Linked DNA regions of Homo sapiens: region 2 is linked to region 1. Evidence: read pairs that join two places in POLR2A ChIA-PET (ENCODE). Cell type or tissue: K562. All regions are shown on one strand. Links, peaks and the distances in the headings refer to the core of each region. The heading gives the core; the rest is flanking DNA. Region 1 holds the start of LOC105374287 (a long non-coding RNA gene). Region 2 has its middle 40 kb from the start of HES1.

Evidence for each region. ChIA-PET counts read pairs that join two places held together with the same protein. Peaks named below come from ENCODE experiments on the same cell type or tissue, not always from the same donor. Only the 100,000 strongest peaks of a DNase experiment are listed, where the experiment ranks them.
Region 2: POLR2A ChIA-PET joins it to region 1 with 6 read pairs; 2 of 35 experiments call an interaction of 5 or more read pairs at or near these places.

The regions. Positions count from the first base shown.
Region 1 is chr3:193,936,381-193,947,129 of GRCh38, forward strand. LOC105374287 (a long non-coding RNA gene) reads right to left here and starts at 6,185. Exons shown (of 2, transcript XR_007096293.1): 1 at 5,287-6,185; 2 at 1-3,584. RefSeq lists enhancers at 6,180-6,474, 6,648-8,309, 7,130-7,780. In K562, for the core only: no CTCF peak of the experiment used is centred there; a DNase peak (open chromatin) is centred at 6,321.
Region 2 is chr3:194,170,449-194,181,197 of GRCh38, forward strand. No RefSeq gene overlaps it. Among named protein-coding and RNA genes, the nearest start is that of HES1, 40 kb to the left of the region's middle. RefSeq lists an enhancer at 4,943-5,856. In K562, for the core only: no CTCF peak of the experiment used is centred there; no DNase peak of the experiment used is centred there.

The DNA.
Region 1 (10,749 bases), core at 4,980-7,479:
GATTCTAAAATTTATATAACAATGCAAAGGATATCTAACATGGCCAAAAGAATCTTCAAAAAAAGAGCAAGATTCAAGGGGCCCCAATATCTGATTTCAAGACATTAAAAAATATACAAAAATCATAGCAATGTGATATTGGCATGAAGACAGACCAAAAAGAAAAAAAATAGAATAGAAAGCTCAGAAATAGAACCACACAGATACAATCAGCTGATCTATGATGCAGGCATCAGAGCAGTTAACGGGGAAAAGGAAAGTCTATCAAATGGTTCTAGAAGTACTGGATAAATGTTGGGAGAAACATAAGCCTCAATCTTTGCCTCATACCATACATATAAAATTAATTGAGATGAATTATCAGTTCAATCACAAAATTTAAAATTAAAGAGCTGCTAAAAGAAAACACAGAAGAATGTCTTTACAACCTTGGAGTAGAGCAAAGATTACAGATTTTTTCTGTATCCCAAAGATGAGACACAGAAAACACTAACTATAAAATAAAAATGTGAAAACTTAGACTTCATCAAAATAATAAACTTTTGCTCATCAGAAAGACCCCTTAGGAAAATGAAAATGAAAGCCATAGGCCAAGAGAAAATATTTGCAATACCTGTGTATTAGAAGATAGTTTATCCAGAAAAGGTAAAGAATATTTGCAAATTAATAATAATATAAACTAATAAAAATGGACAAAAGACTTCAATGAAGTTTCATGAAAGAAGATATGGGAATGGTAAAAGCATACAAGAAAAGAGTTCAACATCAATAGTCATCAGAGAAATGCAAGTTAAAACCACAATGAGATGACTACTAAATACGCATCAGAACAGCTACATTTAAAAAGACTCACAACATCAAGTCTGTAAGGAGGCAGAACAACTGAAACTCATTACATTGCTGTTAGAAGTGTAAGGTGGTAGAACCGCTTTAAAAAACTGTTTAGCAGTTTCTTAGTTTCTTACAAAGTTAAAGATACATCTAATCTATGAGCCAGCATTTTCACTCCTAGATAATGACCGAAGAGAAATAAAAACATATGCCCACAAAAAGTCTTATCCAAGAATGTTTATAGCAGCTCTATTCATAATAGTCCGAAACTGGAAACAACCCAGATGTCCATCAACACAAGAATGGATACCCTGTGGTATAGTCATACAATGAAATGTTACTTACAAATAAAAGAGAATGAACTACTAATACACTCAATCAACATCATGGATGAATCTCAAAAAGTAATATTTTGAGTGAAAAGTGCCAGATACAAAACTATTCATACCGTTTGATACCATGTATATGAAATTAAAGAACAGACAAAACGAATCCATAGTAATAAAAATCAAAACAGTGATTGCCTGGGGAGGGTAGTATTGACTGGATGGAGGCAGCAGACTTCTGATGTGATGGGAATATTGTATCTCTTCATTACTATGTGGATTAATGGGATGTGATACACCCAACTGTACTCTTAAGATCTTTGCATCTCATTGTATGCACAATTTTACCTCAAAAAAGTAGCGGGAGTAGTGATGGGGAAGGAGAGCATGAGATGGTAGAGAAATAAAATTAAATTATCCTTTACTTGCAGGTGTGCATACACAACCACCACTGCTACCACCGTGCATGCACGCACACACACACACACAGAAAGAGGCAATGTAAATACGTGTAAGTGCATTCATTGTGAACGGGGCCAGTGTTGCACAGAGCATCATATGCTTTAGGTCCGTTTGAATAACTGTCTTCAAATCTCATTATAACAAAGATCTTTCCTCTATTCATTTTCTGTCTTTCTTGGGCTTTATTACCGAAATACCCACACACGTCTAAAAAGAGAGGAAACAGAAACATTAATTTTAAATTTCACACTTCTCAGAATCCAAGACAAATTATTCCTTGTTGACATTTTAAAATTTCATTTCCTGCCACAATTCTTTTGGGTAAGGAAACTAGAAAAGAAATGACTCTCAACTCCTCCCTTGCTTCCCAAACCTGGCCATTTGATTTGAATCTAGAGTTTGATAGCAGAAAAATATTTTTTTCAAGAATTAAAAATAGCTACTATTCTAAATGTAAGATAGCTCCTTAACTGACTTAGTAGCACCTTCCCATTAAGACCAACCAAGTGATATTCTCAACAATAGCACCTCGTTTCATGACTAAAGTGCACTGGTCACATTAAAATGTAACCACATGGAAATGAATGTCCCCCTTTTCACATCTCTGTCCTTGGTTTCCATAGAAGAGGGCTAATTACCTTTTTAATAGCCCTAATTGATGGGCTTACAGATCCTACCTTTCAGTCCCACTTGTGTGCTGGTGAGAGTGGGGGTGGGGCGGCACTCCATCCTCCTGACCCCTCTGCTCCAGCTCTTCCTTGTTGGAAGGAGGTTTGCTGACTCGTGAAAGGCCCCTGCCTTGTGTTTCTCTGTTTGCAAGACTACCTGCCGCCCATTGTGGGCTGACCAGGAAGCCTTCGCTTTGTCTTGGCCAATTGACACAGCTGCACACTCGGTAAATAGACTCAGATGTTGAGCTTTTGTTTGAAGGATCTTTTCAGATTAATGCAGAGAGAATTAGTTTTTAAAACTTAAGCCGGAGCCAGGATGAGTAGAATGGAGCTGTGAGCCATTGAATTCACATCCACAAAATGAGGCCAACTGTCTTACAAGGGTATTTATCCCCTGTTCCTTTTGGAGGTAACATTGAGGGGAGAGGCTCCCACTCTCCCTGGCCTCAGAGTCTTTACTCAGGTCATTGTGAGGAGAAGAACTGACCAGCAATTACACTCTCCAGCTTCATTCTTCAAAGAGAGATAGTCCAGCCCTTAGTAAGGAGATGCAATTACTGCAAAATGTTTGTCAACAATTGATTTGGGTTTTCTTATTTCCAGATGATAAGAGATTCTGATAAATAATGTAAGAGGATCCATGGCCTCCAGCAAAGACCATTTTAGCAGATATGCAGACAGGGCAGCAGTCTGGACTCAGCACTGATCACCACCTCAGACTCTTCAGCCTTCATTATTTATACCACCCAACCTGTGCCTCACCAACGCACTCATTCGGAACCATTCCCTGTTGAGACACCAGTAGCAGTCACAGGTCTCAATGGATGGCTGGTCTCTTGAGGGTGGGGCCATACCTTGGAGTTCTCCCGTACCTACCATTTCACTTAACACAGGTTGGAATTTTAGTCACAGTTTTGTTGATTAGAAACTATAGGACTTTATTCTTCTCTGAGACTTGCAGACTCCATTTTCTCAAGCTATAAACTGGGGACAATTGCTCTTCTTTGCTAACAGTTCTATGTACTTAGGAGGCAGTTTAATGTTGTGGAAAGAAATTTGACTTTGACTCAGACAGATCTGAGTTCGAATCCTGCCTCTGCCACTTACTAGCTGTGTGATCTTAGACAAGGTCCTCCTCTGAGCGTAGACCTCCTCACCATGACAATCAAGATATGATTGTCCCGTGCCATTGTCAGGGATTGAAAGAGTTTTCTCATTTCTATGTGAAAATGAGAAGCATATCATGTAGAATATTGTAGTATTCCCAATATGTTAGCTCTTGCTCTCCAGGTCTCTGCTTTCCAAAGATTTTTTTTAAGAATAAAAAAGATGGAAAAAGAACCTAGTGAATTATACAGTATGTATATATGAAGCAAGATTCCTTCATGACACAAAGCATGCAATAAATGCTGAAGAACAGCTGTTGGTAGGCACTTCCAGTGCCAACCCTGTCAACCTCTCCTTTCTCTCCTCTCTCTCCAGTGTCTGAGTGACTGTCACCCCACCCACGACCCATGCACACCCTTCCCACCGCTCCCCCAAATACACACTCACTAACAGAAAAAGAACTGCTGACAAAACAGAAGAGGTGAGTCCGAAGGATGCAGGCAGCCATGCGAGGGGAAAACAGGCATCGACATCTGAAAAAGTGACAATTTTCTAAATGTGTAGACAGGGTGGCATGCAACATATTTCCCAAAGGAAAATGGTGGATGTGGGTAGCTTCCTCCTCCTTGTTCTAGGTTATGGGATTTAAAGAAAATGTTTATTCCTCTTTTCCTTTATGGAAAATTAACCAATCTGGGATTCCATCTCCCACATTCTCCCATAAAGCACTTTCTGCTGGAGAGTTGGGACCCCCATGCCCTGCCACAGGCTTGCTGTGGGCTTATGGCCCCCCAGTAGTAAAATAAGAATTGGACTATATGGCCTTACGGACCCCTCCTGAGCCAAGCATCCAGGCTCCTGATTCCCCTGCAGCTTGCTGCAAGGAAGGATGTGAAAGCAGAAAACGTGGGTTTTGAACCAGCTCCAACTATGAGGAAAAACGCTGACGGAGGCGCTGCATTGTGGAAAGCTAGGTCAACCCACAGGTTAGGTCAGATTTCAAGTTCTGATCAGCACGCCTCTAGACTCTAAGAAATTAACACTGGAAAATAGGCCTCTGCTTTGGGAGATAATTAGTGAAAATATGGTTGATTGAATTTTAAAGGATAAAATATAGCTTCAAACTGTAGCCTGGTGTCGCTTTCTTTTATGACATAGAAAAGAGAAACTTCTCCTTCTGATAGCAGACTCCTCCATGGGAAGAACACTGGAATGGGAATCAGAAGAAATGGGCCAGGCGCGGTGGCTCACACCTGTAATCCCAACACTGTAGGAGGTCGAGGCAGGAGGATCACCTGAGGTCACAAGTTCGAGACCAGCCTGACCAACATGGTGAAACCCCCTCTCTACTAAAAATACAAAAATTAGCTGGGCCTAGTGGCGCATGCCTGTAATCCCAGCTACTCAGGAGCCTGAGGCAGGAGAATTGCTCGAACCCGGAAGGCAGAGGTTGCAGTGAGCCGAGATTGAGCCACAGCACTCCAGCCTGGGCGACAGAGTGAGACTCCATCTAAAAAAACAAAAAGAAGAAATGCACACGCCAGACTTGTGCAAATCACCCAACCTCTCTGAGCCTCAGTTTATTTCTCCGTAATAGGAGATGGAATCCCTCCCCAAGCTCTTCTCTTCCCACGAAGAGAAGGGTGCTACAAAGAAATAGAGGTTCGCTGTTGCTATGTTTCCTGCCTGTCCTGATCCTCTCTATCGCGTGTTCATGTTCCTTGAACAATGTTGGCACTTCCCAGTAGGCTCACGTGGGAAGTGTCAGCACCAGGAACTTTGCCATGAAATGCACATAGAGATGGAAGGCGATTGGGAATACCATTTGAGAACACTGAAGCAGGGTGCACTGAAGACAAGCACGTTGTGGTGAAAGGAAAAGGATGTACCAGGAGATGTGAAGGGAGCCTTGATACCAGCGCATTCCACCTGCCTTGCTTTTGTCGTCAGGTTTAAAGAAGGCAGTGAAGGGGCCCCAGGCTGAGAGGCAGGAGGCCTGGGCGCTGATTTCGCCTCTCCCTGCTTTTGGGCCTCAGTCTCTTCGTCTGTAAGAAGAACGGGCCATCTCTCTCCAACATGCCAAATTGCTCCAGAAATCAGCTTCGTGTTTTTCCTCCTCATCCCGGGTTCTTGAGCCTGATTTCAAAAACGACGAATTAGAAAATCATAGTCTCTGAGGAACCACCTTTGGTTTTGAGGCTTTTAGCTTAAAGCTCAGTTTCTAAATCTTACTCAGGTGGTCAGGCCTGATTCCTGCTTGGCTCAATCTGCCTAGAGGTAGGCAAAGGCGGCTGTGGTAGGAGACCAGGAATAATCACAGTGTAAGGCTGGATTGGTGTGTCCTCTGGTCATGGGAAGCCTTCAGAGCTGGGCTGGAATTTCAGCGGGTCTTCAGGGGTGCACAGGTAAAGTCTTGGTGGACGAGCATTCTAGGCAAAAGCCATGCCGGTTCATGGTGCTGTGTACTTCAGACTGTTTAGTAGATTCCCCGCTACAAAAAATAGTCCTCGGCCGGGTGCGGTGGCTCACGCCTGTAATCCCAGCACTTTGGGAGGATGAGGCGGGCGGAGAGCCTGAGGTCAGGAGTTCGAGATTAGCCTGGCCAACATGGAGAAATCCCGTCTCTACTGAAAATACAAAAATTAGCCAGGCATGGTGACGCGAGCCTGTAATCCCAGCTACTCAGGAGGCTGAGGCAGGATAATCGCTTGAACCTGGGAGACGGAGGTTGCAGTGAGCCGAGATCGTGCCACTGCACTTCAGCCTGGGCCACAGAGGGAGACTCCATCTAAAAAAAAAAAAAAAAAAAAAGTCCCCTAAGTGTACAGTGACATTTATGGCATGCTCACTCACAGGGAAGGGTGAGACAGCAGTTCTTTCATGATTGACATTTTTGAGCTGACCGCAGCTCTGCTGCTTTCAACGTTTGCCCCAGGGTCATCTTTGCTCTCCCCAGGCCACCAGTGAGAGCAGAGCATGGAGATGGCCTGTGTCACTGTTCCCTTGGCCCAAACACCATTAGCTGGAAGTCTGTCACGCAGCCACATCTAACTGGAAAGGGGACTAGAAAGTATAATCTAGTTGTGGACCCAGGAAGCCCGTGACAGTGGGGATTCTAGGGAACTGCCAGCTATCTCTGCCAGTCAGGACCATTTATTTCAGGCTGGGCTCCTTCTGAATAGAAAAGCAGCCGGAGGCCCAGGCGAGGCAAGTGAGGGAGGAAGGGAGCAGCCGTCAGCCTGCAGTGCACTCAAGCCAGCCTCACTTTTTGGGTAAAGCCAATTTCACTCCAGTAGATACAGAGGCCTGGAACCCCTGGATAAGGAGGCCTCCACATTTCTCCCTGTCTATGAGAAGGTGAGAGAGAAGGTTCAAGAAGGCTTTTTCACAAGCAAACCATCAGGCCCCCCAGGGTGTAATTTGGAAACCCCCTGGCTTTCCCTGGCTTTCCCTGGCTTTGCCCTCGGCCCTTGGTCCCTCCTCCTACCCTGTTTTCAGCCCATTTCTCTAGGCATGCACCAGTGGCCAGGACTACCACGTTGCCTGACACCTCGGCTCGGTGCCTCGCCTGTGGGCCACTTTGGGCCGGAGCTACTGATGGGAGCTGATTCAAGAGCCTGGCCCAGCCCTGTGGCTTTGATGGGCTTTCATCCTCCCGCCTGCGCTCCTTGGCTGGACGCCTGGGGAGCTGCATAGCCTTGCCCCGGGCTATCTGCTTTCAGTGGGAGAGGTCCTTCTCTCTGAATACAGGAGGACCCGGAGGTGAGGAGGTGAGACTTGGGCACTCTCGTCTCTGCAGCCTGAGAGCTGAGCCTGCGCCAAAGCCATCTGCCTTCACCCAGCTTTCCCAAGGAGCAGACAAGATAAAGGACAGACGGAATGAACACTGAACAACTTGTTAATGATTTTATTGCAGGTTAAATCAAATGTCTCCAGTAAAACTACAGGAGAACTGCTTTAACCTTACCCTGCTGTAAATATGTATTAACTCAATTACTATCAGCAATTAAGGCCTAGTTTGGGAACACTGGTCTGAGACAAAAAAGACATTATCATCCTGGGAAATGAATCCAGAATAAAAGGAATTTATTCCACCTGAGCTAATGAGCAGCTGTATGGGGATGGAAATGAAGGCCTTTGCCTCGGAATTGCTTTTGACCGTTCATACAGGGAGAGGAGAAAAGGTTCGCCTTTACGTAAAGCTCTTGGAAGCACATTAGGGACATTGTTACAATGCAAATGAGGAAGACCGTTGTGTTTGGGTGGTTTATGGGTTTAGTAAAAGGAGTAACATTTCAATTAGTGGGGAAGGAATGAGAACCTGCCTCAAAGAGGCTTAATTGGCAACTTGGCTTTCCCAGGGGGCTTTGAAGTAGCATCAGAGAAGGAAAGTTTTCAGAGATGGGTGGAGAATAGAGCAACTATAGGGCCCTTGCTGTGCCTGTGAGAGGGCAGATGGGGTGCTCAGAAGGTAAAACCCACAGCACTACACAAATCCCAGCCCCGCGCGAGCGCCCGCTCCAGTCTTCCGGGCTTCTGAGTGGTTTTCTCCACGCCGCTTCTCCCAGCTCCCCCCTGAGAGCGTCAGGACCCAGCCGTTTCTAAAGCAGGCAGCCTCCACGAAGCCATCTCGCTTCAAAGGCTGCAGCCCTAACCTCACCAGTGTGGAATTCCTTTTTTCCTTCTCAAGAGCCCCTGTTGCTGGGTCTCGAAGTTTAGTCCAGCAAACTGGGGAATTCAACTCCTAATTGCAGTGAGTTATGGGGGAGGGTGCAATATTGCATACAAATGTGTATTTTCTGTGCATGTGTGTTCAAGGACTACAAAGTCTGAAGACTGAGGATTCAAGTATGATCGTACCTTAGGGCAAGGGATTGCACAGGTGACTCGTCAAGGTGGGGCTCTCAGATTTCACAAGTCGCAAAGGCATCCAGATCGACATTATCCTACGGTCTCGTCTTTCCTAGCCGTGGCATCCTCATGAGGTCTTTGTCATGTAATTCATGCTCACAAGTCACTCAAATCTTCATGCATCTTGACTGATTTGAGGTTTTACTTCTTAATTCAGTCATTCACAGGGTATGGCAAACTTTTTGTTTTCTAACATGGAGGAACTCTCCAAAGGAAATGTTACAGATAATATGCCAAGATAATCGTTTGCAATGAAGTCTGGAAGAAAATTCAGCTAACCCTGTGTTTTAGCTGCAAGAGAGCAATCTGACCAGGGGTTTGGAGAGCTGTCCAAACCAAGCCTCTAAGTGGTATGCTGGTCTTTCTGAGCTTGAGAAAAAAAGAATGAAGAACTTCCAAGTGACTCCACCAGTCCCTCGGTTCTCTTGATGTTGACTTTGGGGAGAACGAGTTCAACACCCTTCCCATATGCGCATCTGTGAACGTGGATTGGATTTTGCTTGAGATCTTAGCACTGAACCCTGAACTAAAGGAGGCACTATGCCTCCATCTGAAGCAATCAGTCCCCAAAGCACAGGACTCTGAGCCAGGCTCTCTCCCTTCATCCTCCCCTCTCCTGCGGGTGGCTTCTCCTGGAACACTGGCTCATATCTCTGGAGCCTGTGGTTTGGGGATTGCCATTAGCCAACTACAACAGAGCCTGGAGAGTTTACTTTGGGTCTAAAATGGGAACTGGACCCACTCTCTGAGTAATGCTCATCACTCAGCAGGTCTCAGCCGGTGGCCTACAACTTTACAATTGACCCCTCTTCCCACCACCGTGGGTTGCTGTGTAGAGCAATCACTTCCCTCCTAAGCCTCATCTCCTGCTGCCTCCTCAAAGTTGCGATGGTTAGAAAACATGGCATCTGTATGCACCCTGCACGTTCTTGCATGCCAGGAAAGCTGAGCCACCATGCAGTCGCATGGCATGTCCGATCCGTCATGCCACTGTGAGGAAACAGGACGAGGACCAGAAAATCAGCACAGCAACATAAGTTCCTGACTGCTGCTGTGAGTGGACCGGAGATGCTGCACCAGTGACCCAGTCACTGCAGCAACTAGAAGCTGGGATTGACTGGATGCCTTGGGACAGCACAGAATCCATTTCAAGTGCTGAAAAGGACCTTAATAATATTCTAACCAACATACGGATGGGAAACGGAGGCCCGGAGAGGGAAGATTCCTACCCGGGTGCCTGCAGGGAGAGAAGGGCAGAGCTGAGACCCAAACCCAGGTGGGGGTACTGAGGCCAGTGCCCCCTTCTAATATGACTGAATCTCAGCTTCACTTTCCAGTGTGTTTTTGCCTTGGCGAGGGTGGAAATGAGTTTCCAAAACTCTGCAAAGAGAGAGGTATGCGGAGGGGCCAGACAAAGCCCGTGAGCATTTACCATAGATCTCTCTAAAATGGATAATCAATCAAGACGTTGTTGTATACTCTTGCCTCCTTGAGGGAGCATCTTGTGTACTTTCTCCTTGTTCCTCAGACCCCTTCACTATAACCAAGGTTGCCTCTGTGGTGAGTTCGTTAACGCTCGGGAGAAAATTCTCACATTAGAGCATTATTTTCAAAATGCACTCTTCAATGTCCAAAATATTTCCATTCCCAATATCTCACAGTCTTTTTTATTTTTTTATTTTTTCTATAATTTCAACTTTTATTTTATATTCAGAGGGTACGTGTGCAGGTTTATTACCTGGGTATATTGCAAGATGGTGAGGTTTGGGGACACAATTAACCCTGTTACCCAGGTACTGAGCATAGTACCCAATAGTTCGTTTTCCAACCCTTGTCCCCCTCTCCCCCTCCAGTAGTCCTCAGTTTCTATTACCGTCTTGATGTCCACGAGTACCCAGTGTTTAGCTCCTACGCCTAAGAAACAATATGCAATATTTGATTATCTGTTCCTGCATTAATTTACTTAGGATAACAGCCTCCAGCTGCATCCATGTTGCTGCAAGGACATGGTTTCACTCTTTTTATGGATGTGTAGTATTCTATGGTGTATATGTACCACATTTTCTTGATCCAATCTACCAGTGGTGGGCACCTAGGTTGATTCCCTGTCTTTGCTATGTGAACAGTGCAGCAATTAACATATGAGTGCATGTTGCATAACCTTTAAAGGCAAAAAGACATGCTCTATTATCCCATTTTTACAAAGAGGAAATGGGTTTTCAAGAGGTAAAGTAACTTGCCAAAAGCCACGCTCCCCACAAGTGGCTCATACAGACCTAAAGCCAAGTCTAGATCGAAGTCCAACACTTTGCAGAATTCTAGCTTCCAGCAGGAAACAACCTGACTTAGACAATACCTCATTATTTACTTCTCCTCTCTGGGGACAATGAAATTAATGTTCCTTTGAAACATGAGAGTTTGGATAGATGACCACATGTACT
Region 2 (10,749 bases), core at 5,060-7,559, 230 kb after region 1:
GGGCTTACTTGTCATCCACCATGGGGCACCATGAACCTTGAGAAGCTGGCTTTAAAATGGGGCTTACTTGTCATCCACCGTGGGGCACCATGAACCTTGAGAAGCTGGCTTTAAAATGGGGCTTACAGATGATCCGCTGTGGGGCACCATGGGCCCTTTCACTGCCTCTGTGTGGAAGAGGACATATCTCACCCATATCCCCCAGCAGGGCTACCTTAGACCCCTACAGTTCTTCATGCCCGCTGGCCAAAGACACCCCTCACAAGTGATTCAGAAATTCTACAAACATGACAGTAAGCCTATATTTTTATAATACAGTTAGAAATGTTTTTTAAAAGGAAACAAGAAATAATATGCATGCTAATTGAATTATATTGCATTATTAAGACATGAGAAACCAATACCCTAGAAATCTATAACTCATTTTAGGGCTGACTTCAGAGCAAAAAGTTTATTCTCTCCATATACTTGAGAAGCGCCCTGGACTGCAATGCTACCCTCAGATAACTTTCTATTTGCAACCTGGAAAGGAAGCAACAAAACAAATGCAGATGTTTATCAGATGCAGAGGCTGATAAGATAGCAACTATCTCCCACTTCTACAATTTCAAAATGTCGTTAGTCAAAACAAACAACCTCCTGTTGAAATGTTAATAAATGTTATAAATTTGAACATACAAAATAAAGTTATGCCAGCTAAATATCACTTATATATATATATATTTATAGAGTTCCACATTAAACTTCATTTTTCCAAAAGACTTCTGTGTCTGAAAGTTCAAAAGCCCCTCTCTAGATTATTAAAGAGAGGTTGAGCCTTTTCACCTGTTCCCCAGCACCCTGAAACCTACCTACCTACAGATGTGTCCTCACCCTCGTAGCATGGTATAGGAAAATGCATTTCAATGCAGTTTGACCCAGGAGATACAGTCTTGTGCCATGTAAGTGACAGTGGTCTCACAGGATTATGATAGAGCTGCCCTATACAGGCCCATCTTAATCCTTTAGACTGCACTTTTACTGTACTATTTTTGTGTTTAAATATGTTTAGATACACAAATACTTACCACTGTGTTACAACAGCCTACAGTACTCAATACGGTAACATACTATACAGATTTGTAGCCTAGGAGCAATAGGCTAGATCACATAGCCTACAAGTGTGGTAAGTTGTACCATCTAGGTTTGTGTAAGTACACTCTGTGACGTTCACACAACAATGGAATTGCCTAAGCACGCATTTCACAGAACGTGTCCTCGTTGTGAAGCATTGAATGAGTGTTTTTGAGCTGAAGCTTTGTTGGGTAGGAAGGGGAAAAGGGAGATGGAGGCCAATACAATGAACATCTCAGTTCATGCTCACTGAGCCCTTTGTTGACTCCCCACTTCTCTCCCTTATGATAATTTTCTTGGGTTTGAAGAACCATTATCCACCTTCTAAAGCCAAACAGTGTTATGAGTTGAGTCAAATATACACCTACAAACACTGAGGGAGGACAGTCTTTGGAAGCGCTTTGAAGAATCATCTTCTTATGCACAGCAGCCCTACTGACTGCTCGGATTACTGGTCAGCACGCCTGCACATCAGGGCCTAAGTCTATTTGGGCTGCTATAACCAAATGCCCCAGAGCAGGTGACATGTCAATAACACAAACTGATTTCTCACAATTCTTGAGGCTGGGAAGTCCAAGATCAAGGCACCATCAGATTCAGTGTCTGGGAAGGGCCTGCTTTCTAGTTCATAGATGGTACCTTCTCACTGTGTCTGCCCCGTCCATCAGAAAAATTCCCAAGAAATAGTGGAAAAAGAGAACTCTGATCTCTTCAGCCTTTTATAACAGCACAAATCCCTTCCAAAGACCCCACCTCCTAATGCCATCATATCACAGTGGCAATTAAGTGTCAACATACAAATTTGGGAGGGGCACAAACATCCAGCCCATAACAGGGCCAAAGGGCCCTTCTGAACAACTGTACCAACCCTGTCAGCAGTGGCAAATCCAACAGGCTTACAGCAAACTTGATTCTCGCCTCCCCGGAGGAAAGAATTCATCTAAGGGGCACAAGGGAGAGGGAGAGACCATGACAAGTTTTAGACCAGGAGTGAAAATTTATTAAAAAGTTTTAAAGCAGGAATGAAAGGAAGTAGAGTACACTTGGAAGAGAGTCACGTCAGTGACTTGAAAGTTCCAAGCACAGTGCTTGGCCCTTGACTTGGGGTTTTATACGTTGGCATGGTTCTGGGGGCTACATCTCTTCTCCCCTGATTCTTCCCTTGGGGTGGGCTGTCCACATGCACAGTGTCTGCCAGCACTTGGCAGGGGTGGCATGTGCAGTGGGTTTATTGAAGTTGTGTGTGTGCTCACTTAAGGTGTTTTTCCCTTACCAGTCAAGCGTTCCTAGAGGAAGGTCATATACCAGTTAAACTCCGCCATTGTGCCTCTTAGTGCGCAAGCTAGGGCCCACTCACACAACTCCGGAGATCTTATCCGGAAGCTGCTGTTCATCAGCCTCAGGTATTTTCTATCTATTGGGAGACTGCCTTTCCCTGGTGCTGGCTGTGGACAATTATTATTTTTGAGAGTTTAAGAACCACCTCATCGTCACCTGATAGTCACCTGACATTCCTGGGGGTGGAGGGGGGGCCTGTCCTGCCCTGCTCATGTCTGCCTAACTACCTACTCTAACAACCCCACAATTACATATAAGGACACTGAGGCCATGAGAGGGGAAGTGACTTACCCAAGGTCACACCACACATGACCCTTTGGCACCGTGTTTCCTATTCCTCCCATAATGCCTCACATTGTCACTTGTGATGAGGGTCAGCTCTGAGGTGACATAGTTAACCTTCATTCTGAAAGATATTAGGAGTGATTTATATTTTTGAATGTGGCTAATGGTAGAAATAAAATGATAATGAGAAAGCAACACATACTTTCAACGTGACTGCTCACCAGAGCTAACATTAAGCCTGATTTGATCGTACCCATTAGAGATTTCAGCTGAACATTATGAGGATATTTCTTGGGAATTTATCTGATGGATGTGGCAGGATCAGCTGCTAAGGATAAAGAACCGTCACTGAAATGTCCGACTAGACAAACTTTTTTCAGTTAGAGGTATGAGAGAATTTGTCACGCTACATATAAATCAATTCATTTCTAAAACGAAGCAGCTACTTTTAAAATTATTTTTTACATTGCAAGCTGTTTTACCTTTATTAGCCTGCTTTATCAGTAAAAAGGTGTTTGGGGAAGGTAGATTTTATTTATTAATCATTTCACATGTTGGGTTTTATTAAGGTGAGTCACCTATATGGAGATCTTTAAGTTTGAAAGATGCCAGGGATGGTGGCTCATGCCTGTAATCCCAGCACTTTGGGAGGCCGAGGCGGGCAGATCACTTGAGGTCAGGAGTTCGAGACCAGCCTGGCCAACATGGTGAAACCCTGTCTCTACTAAAAATACAAAAAATTAGCCAGGCGTGGTGGCGGGCGCCTGTAGTCCCAGCTACTCGGGAGGCTAAGGCAGGAGAATGGCATGAACCCAGGAGGCAGAGCTTGCAGTGAGCTGAGATCACACCACTGCACTCCAGCCTGGGAGACAGCGAGACTCTGTCTCAAAAAAAAAAAAAAAAGCTTGAAAGACACCTCAGAGATCATCTGGTCCAACCTCTTTATTTTCCAAATGAGGTGGCTGTGATTCAGAGAGGGAAAGTGACAATTCCAAGGTCACACAGCAAGCAACATCAGAGCCAGGACTATGACAACTTCTCCAGACTAGGTCAAGGCTTTGTTTGATTAACAGCCAATAGAGCTCCCTGTGCTGTAAGTTATAGGAACAAGACCACAGTATTGAAAATACAAAGGAACACAGTCCACTTTCTTTATGAATCTTTTTTTCTTATAAAAATAAAATATTTTCACTTACCCAATTTCAAAAAATTTTTAAATAGCTTATACTAAGACAATGTGTACAGCCACAGTACATCCCAGTGTTTTGGGAGGCCAAGGAGGGAGGATGGCTTGAGGGCAGGACTTCAAGACAAACCTGGGCAACATAGCAAGACCCTATCTCTACAAAAAATTTTTAAGAATGAGCTGGGCATGATGATACGTACCTGTAGTCCTAGTTACTCAGGCAGCCAACACGAGAGGATCGCTTGAGTCCAAGAGGTTGATGCTGCAGTGAGCCGTGACCACATCACTGCACTTCAGCCTGCACAGCAGAGAGAGACCCTGTCTCTAAAAAAAAGAGCAAAGTAAAAAGACACTTGTAACCAAAACAGAAGAGATGAAGAAAGAAAGCTAGGGGAAATAAGAATGTACATATGATGCATGCACATGTGTATGTGTGTGATCTGTCTGTGAGGGGGTGGCCAAAGAATACATAATTTGGGTAAAATTTAAACCTCTAATAAGAACGGTCACTGAAATTAATTTTTTAATTTTTTTTTTTTTTTCGAGACAGGGCAGGGACTCACTCTGCCATCCAGGCTGGAGTGCAGTGGTGCCATTTTGGCTCACTGCAGCCTCAACCTCCCGGCCTAATGCAACACTCCTGCCTCAGCCTCCCAAGTAGCAGGGACTACAGGTGAATGCCATCATGCCCAGCTAATTTTTTTTTTAAGAGATGGAGTTTCACCATATTGCCCAGGCTGTTCTCAAACTCTTGAGCTCAAGTGATCCACCCACCATGGCGTCCCAAAGTGCTGGGATTATAGGTGTGAGTCACCGTACCCAGCCTGAAATTGATTAAGATCTGAGTTTCCTGGTAATAAAGTTTTCATTTGCTTGTTTATTTCCCCCCCCAAAAAACCCTTCAATTGAGGTTTCTAAATATTCGTTTTTTCTCCCCTCCGATCCCATCGCATTGCCCTATGTCCCAGCCTGAGAAGCATGGAGCAGAATCACAGCACATTGGAGCTGGAAGGCTCCTTAAACACCGCCAAGTGCAGCCCTCCCAGTTGACGGAGGGACACCTGGAGCCCCAGAGAGGAAAGTAGCATGCCACAGTCATAACAGTCCACAAAAAGGGGGTGCTGTAGAGACACCGAACACTTCATGCCCGCGTTTCAGGGATTTCATAGCCGCAGACGGCATCCCTGATCCCCATTGGTCCCATTCTCAAGAACCTTGAGCCTGATGATCTTGGAACTTTTTCCTCCCACGGGGCCTTACCAGGTACAAAGTCTTTTCACCCCTGCTGTGTCGCATGGGACCGCGACTTATCCCTGTGAGGCAAGAAGGCAGAGAAGAAAATTGGGCCTCAGAGAACCGGAGACTCAGCCAAGGTCACAGGGCCAGTCAGCGCTGGTGGTGGGAACTCAGGCTGCTGCAGCCAAGGACACTCCTTCCTCTCCATGCTGGGGGCTCCCTGGGAGCACGGCAGACAGTGAGCAACGAGCCCGTGCACTCCGTCGTCCACCGCAGAAAACGCTGCAAGGATATTGCTGACGGGCCGGGCGCGGGGGCTCACGCCTGTAATCCCAGCACTTTGGGAGGCCGAGGCAGGCGGGTCACGAGGTCGGAAGATCGAGACCATCCTGGCTAACACGATGAAACCCCGTCTCTACTAAAAATACCAAAAATTAGCCGGACATGGTGGTGGGCGCCTGTAGTCCCAGCTACTCGGGAGGCTGAGGCAGGAGAATGGCGTGAACCCGGGAGGCAGAGCTTGCAGTGAGACGAGATCGCGCCACTGCACTCCAGCCTGGGCGACAGAGCAAGACTCCGTGTCAAAAAAAAAAAAAAAGAAAAGAAAAGAAAAGAAAAGATATTGCTGACAGCTGGTTGGGATGACAGCTTCATGGTCAAAGTACCATCTCTTAGACGCATAAAACATCTAGCACAAAGGGATTTAAGTAAAACGGCTGTTTTATAAAGGGATATGTGTTTTAAAAGGGGGAAAAGAGTCAAGAGCTTTGTATTTCAAGTTTTGTGGAGCACCAATGGGTACCTCAACAGGTGACCTGCAAAATCCATGGCAGGCAGAGGCTTCTGGGCATGCGGTTCACAGGGCTCATGATTGAAAGGAATTAAGAGAAACTTCAAAGTGAGATTCACGGGGTCTGGATGAGGTAAGAACTCTTGGAAGCATAGGGAAAAATTAAAGCAATTGTCAAGCATGAAGGGGAAGAAAAGATCACCTCTGCAGTCCACGTTCTACCTCTGGACCTAAGGCTTAAAGTTTAAAATAATAATAATAATAACCTGGCATCTTGTTTTGATTTAAGTATGAAAAGCCGGTGTCTGCAGGCGGCTGCTGAGCTAAGCGCTTTTCCTGCTGGGGCACCGTGGAGCTGTTGTCAGAGGTGCGGGATAACTCGAAGCAGAGCCAGCCCAGCTGGGCGGCCGGACCCCCGTTTGAGTTGCAATGCCGGCAGTTAGAAAAAGTGTCTCCAACTTGTAAACACAGCAAATTTGATCTGGAAGTCATTGAGAAAACATAAACACGGAACCTCACGCAGTCCTGTTTACACTCTTCCAGCCCTGGTGAAAGATGAGCTCCTTATGGAAGGATTTTTTTTTTCCAAAGGCGCTTTTCTTTTTAAAATAAAAATCCCAAGAAGTATGTATTGCCACCAAGACCAAAATCCCAACAGAGACCACGAGTGCATGAACAAGTGTTGCTTCAGCAGGTGACAATCATAGTGTCACATTTATTCGAGTTGTCTTCTGCAGTTGCAGAAACTCTGCTTTATCAAAAATCCATTGTTTTTGAGGTGGAAATTAACATGACTGGAACGGCGTCTAAAACCATATCCTTGGTTGAGAATATGGTTTCATAACTATTTCCTGTTTCCCAAATCCATTCTAAATGTGTAGTAACATGAACCAGGAATTTAGTCCAGTATATCTTCATACGACCAATAAATAAATGGAAGGCACAGATGGAGGAAGGGACTTACTTAAGGTCACAGAGAGCTTGTTAGTGTCAGAGACAAAAATAGGACAGCGATTTCCTGGTTTCTACTAGTTCTTTCAGGACATGTCTCTTCCAGGAATTGCTACTGACACTTTTGCCCAAGGGCGTTTATTAAATAGTGTGTTCTGTGTGGAGCAGGTATGGGCTTTATTTCACAAACTTGGCATGAAAGAAATGCCACATGATTTTTCTTTAAAAAAATTAATTCTGCTGAGGAGTCTCCAGTTCACTGGGTGGGTGAAGAAATTGACTAATTCGGTCATTAGTGACTAGGGCCCATCCTGGAAGCAGCATCACCTACATTGTGCGGTGGAAGGGACCAAGGTGTGGAAGTGGAGCAGCCTTAAGAGAGGCTCTGGTTTTCAGTCCCCACCAGCACAATGACCTCCTCACCATACCCCAGGGCCTCTGCCGGCCAGCAGCTCCTCTGCTCCTGGGCTGTGGCCTCTGCAAGGATAGGGTCAGCAGCCTCTCCCTCCCCAGATTCTGCGTCCACCCCTGCAACCCTGGGAGGGAAGAGAGTAAGGCCTGGGATCCCCGCACTGTTCCTCTCTGAAGTCTGGAAGGACGTCTCCAGCCCACTTTTCCCTCCCTGCACCCAAATCTCCTTCTGTGTCCCAGCCTCTCTCACTGCCTCCTTTCCTGGTTAGCATAATCTTCTCTAAAGCAAGGCCAGAATGTAAGAGAGAAGGGTTTTGAGGAACTCCTGCTTTCCGTCCTATCAAGGAATCCTGAGACAAGGAAACCCAAATACCTAACAATAGAATTCTAAATTAATATCTCAATCAATTACTCTGCCACTTAGATATGCCACCTTGACCACGCAGAATTCAAATTCAAATCCTTTTACAATGAAAACAATAATGCATTTGCACGTCTGACCATCTACAGAGCACATTCGTTCAACTCACCAGCTCCTTTCATCCTCAAACACTGCAAAGTAGGTCTTTGTCACCCCATTTTACAGATGAGGAGACCAAGGATTCATGAAGTGATGAGGTATTTGTAGTGACTTTTTCCTGGTCCTGAGAAGAGGATGGCAAGCCCTGTGTTTCAGATACCCCCTGAACTTGGTCAACCCTCAGTAAATCCACACTTGATCCCACTCCATGATATCTTTTCTCTTTCACTGCTAAACGGCCTGATGAACTTAGCTGAAGCTACCAGATACAACTTTCAACATCCTTCTAGGTGGATCCTCGTTGTTTTTGTTCACTCAGCTTCAAGGTTAAAAAAAACAAGCAAAAAAAAAAAGACCAAAGATCATAAACAATCTTGCTACTTTTCATGCCTCCTCAGCATTTGAAAGTTTTGGCAAAAAACCCAGTGAATGATAAAAAGAATTGTTTACATTCTCGAAGGCAATTTGGTTGAGGTCCTTGTGCCCTGGTGCCAAGACTTCTGAGACTCTCGGTCTCTATTTGTCCCCCGCCTGATTTCTGTCCTGATTGGCACCTACAAAAAAGGCTTTGGCATTCAGTGGCGCCAACTTCCTCATCTCCCTGGAGAAACAGGCTACAAACCCACGAGAGGATCCAATGCATCCAGTCACTCAGCAAACATTCATGGAGAAGCTACTGTGTGCCAGGCATTGTTCCAGGCATGGAGGGATACAGTCACAAACAAAACCAAGTCCCTGCCCTAACGGAACTCCTCAGGGGAGGGGGTGCACATTAAATAACCATAATAAATAATATTTCAGATGATGGTATGTGGTATGAATAAATAATATTTCAGATGATGATATGTGGTATGAAGAAAATACAGCAGGGGAAGGGGGATGCTCTTCAGAAGAACAGCCCCTCCAGGAGTGCTTAGGACGCTGGCTGCAAAAATTCACGCACATTTCTAACGCCACTTCATCTCCCTTTAGTAGTTTTGCGAGCAGGCAGGAAATAGGAAATCGTTGGCATAAGTGTGCCCTGAAAGATGTCAAAGGCTGGATCCATCCACAAAAGCAACTGCAACACTGAGGTTGCCTGGCCTGGAGCAGGCGAGCATGGGGGAAGCAGCTCTGGGTGGGTAGTTGGCAGCCCTGACCTTTGTTTCCCGATCTGCCACCCAGGCTCAGTATGCCCTTCCCCATATCCCTTCACCCGATCTGCCACCCAGGCTCAGTATGCCCTTCCCCACATCCCTTCACCCGATCTGCCACCCAGGCTCAGTATGCCCTTCCCCACATCCCTTCACATCGCTGGATCCTCTGTAAAATGGAATATACAGCAGGTTGAGAGTTTCCTCTTTCCAGCCATCATTTTCTCCTAGCGCCATATTCTCTCAGACTTTTATTCCACATAGTCACTTTATTTTGGGTTTAAGTAGTTAATTTAGAAAAATGTCCCAAAGAGAGGGTTGATAGACCCCAGGAGTTCGAGGCAGTGAGCTATGATCGTGCCACTGCATACCAGTCTGGGTGACAGAGCAAGAGCCCCCCCACCCCCCCCAAAAAAAAAAAAGAAGAAGAGAAAAAAAACAACCTAAAGAATGGCTGGCAGACCTGGTCAAAGAGCTGTCTCGGGAAGAAATGATATATTCCTTCTCCAGCAGAAAGTGAGACCAGCCATCTAGAAACCAGAGCTAAGCCTTTGCACACACTTTATCTGAGAGAGAAAATTTAAAAATACAACCAAGAGAATTTTGGAAAAGAACAATAAAGGGAATCTTGTTTACTTACTTACAGCTTACTAGACAGCTATAGGAAGCTGCATATCATTTTGAACCATATTCCTCTGCTGGTGTGGGAAGAAGAAAATAGATCAATGCACTGAAGTGCTTCCATGACAGCTGGTAAACAGCTACTGCCCTGAACTCTCACAGTGCGTCCTGCTGACCTGGCCACCTTGGTCTCTCCCTTGGGACCCCTGACTCCTCACCCACCAGCTATTAAAGACTAACACCTGGGGGCGGGACGCGGTGGCTCACGCCTGTAATCCCAGCACTTTGGGAGGCCAAGGCAGGCGGATCACAAGGTCAGGAGATTGAGACCATCCTGGCCAACATGGTGAAACCCCGTCTCTACTAAAAATACAAAAAATTAGCCAGGCGTGGTGGCAGGCGCCTGTAGTCCCAGCTACTCAGGAGGCTGAGGCAGGAGAATGGCGTGAACCCGGGAGGCGGAGCTTGCAGTGAGCCGAGATCTAGCCACTGCACTGCAGCCTGGGTGACAGAGCGAGACTCCGTCTCAAAAAAAAAAAAAAAAATTAACACATGGCCCAGCAGGACCTCCTTGGACCCTACTTCAGCACCTCAGGCTGACGGCTAACTTCTGCACTGATCTGCAGACATTGCCCGATATGTGTATTATCTCACCGCTGAGCACCCTCAAACTCTCTTAGTGGTGGTTTGTCCTTTGAGAGTATAATTTGGCAGTTTCTATGAATTTTCAAACTATGCACACCCTTCAGCCCAGGAATTCCACTTCCCATCAGTTTTTCTACGAATATTTACATATGCAAAAGCTGTACAACAATTTTTATTGCAGCAGTTTAATAACAAATAAGGAAGCAACAACAGAAATAAGCTTACAGCCCAAAAATGAAGGCTGGTTAAATAATAGTCTATCCACGGAAGACTGCACCAACAGCCTTCAGTGACCCAGCAATTCACTGGCTTAGTGAATGGAGAAGTCCAGAAGAGAGGGGGTTTCGGGTTCCGTTCCATCAGTCCTCTGCTGTGTTGGTTATTCTCTTAGCTCTCCTCTCCTCTGTGTGCCACCTGCATCCTTTGTTGACCTCTCTCATCTATGGTGGTTCCAGGCCTGTCATCCACACACAGCCCAGCTCAGAGTGAGCGGGAGAGATCTTCTCTCCTACAGCTATTC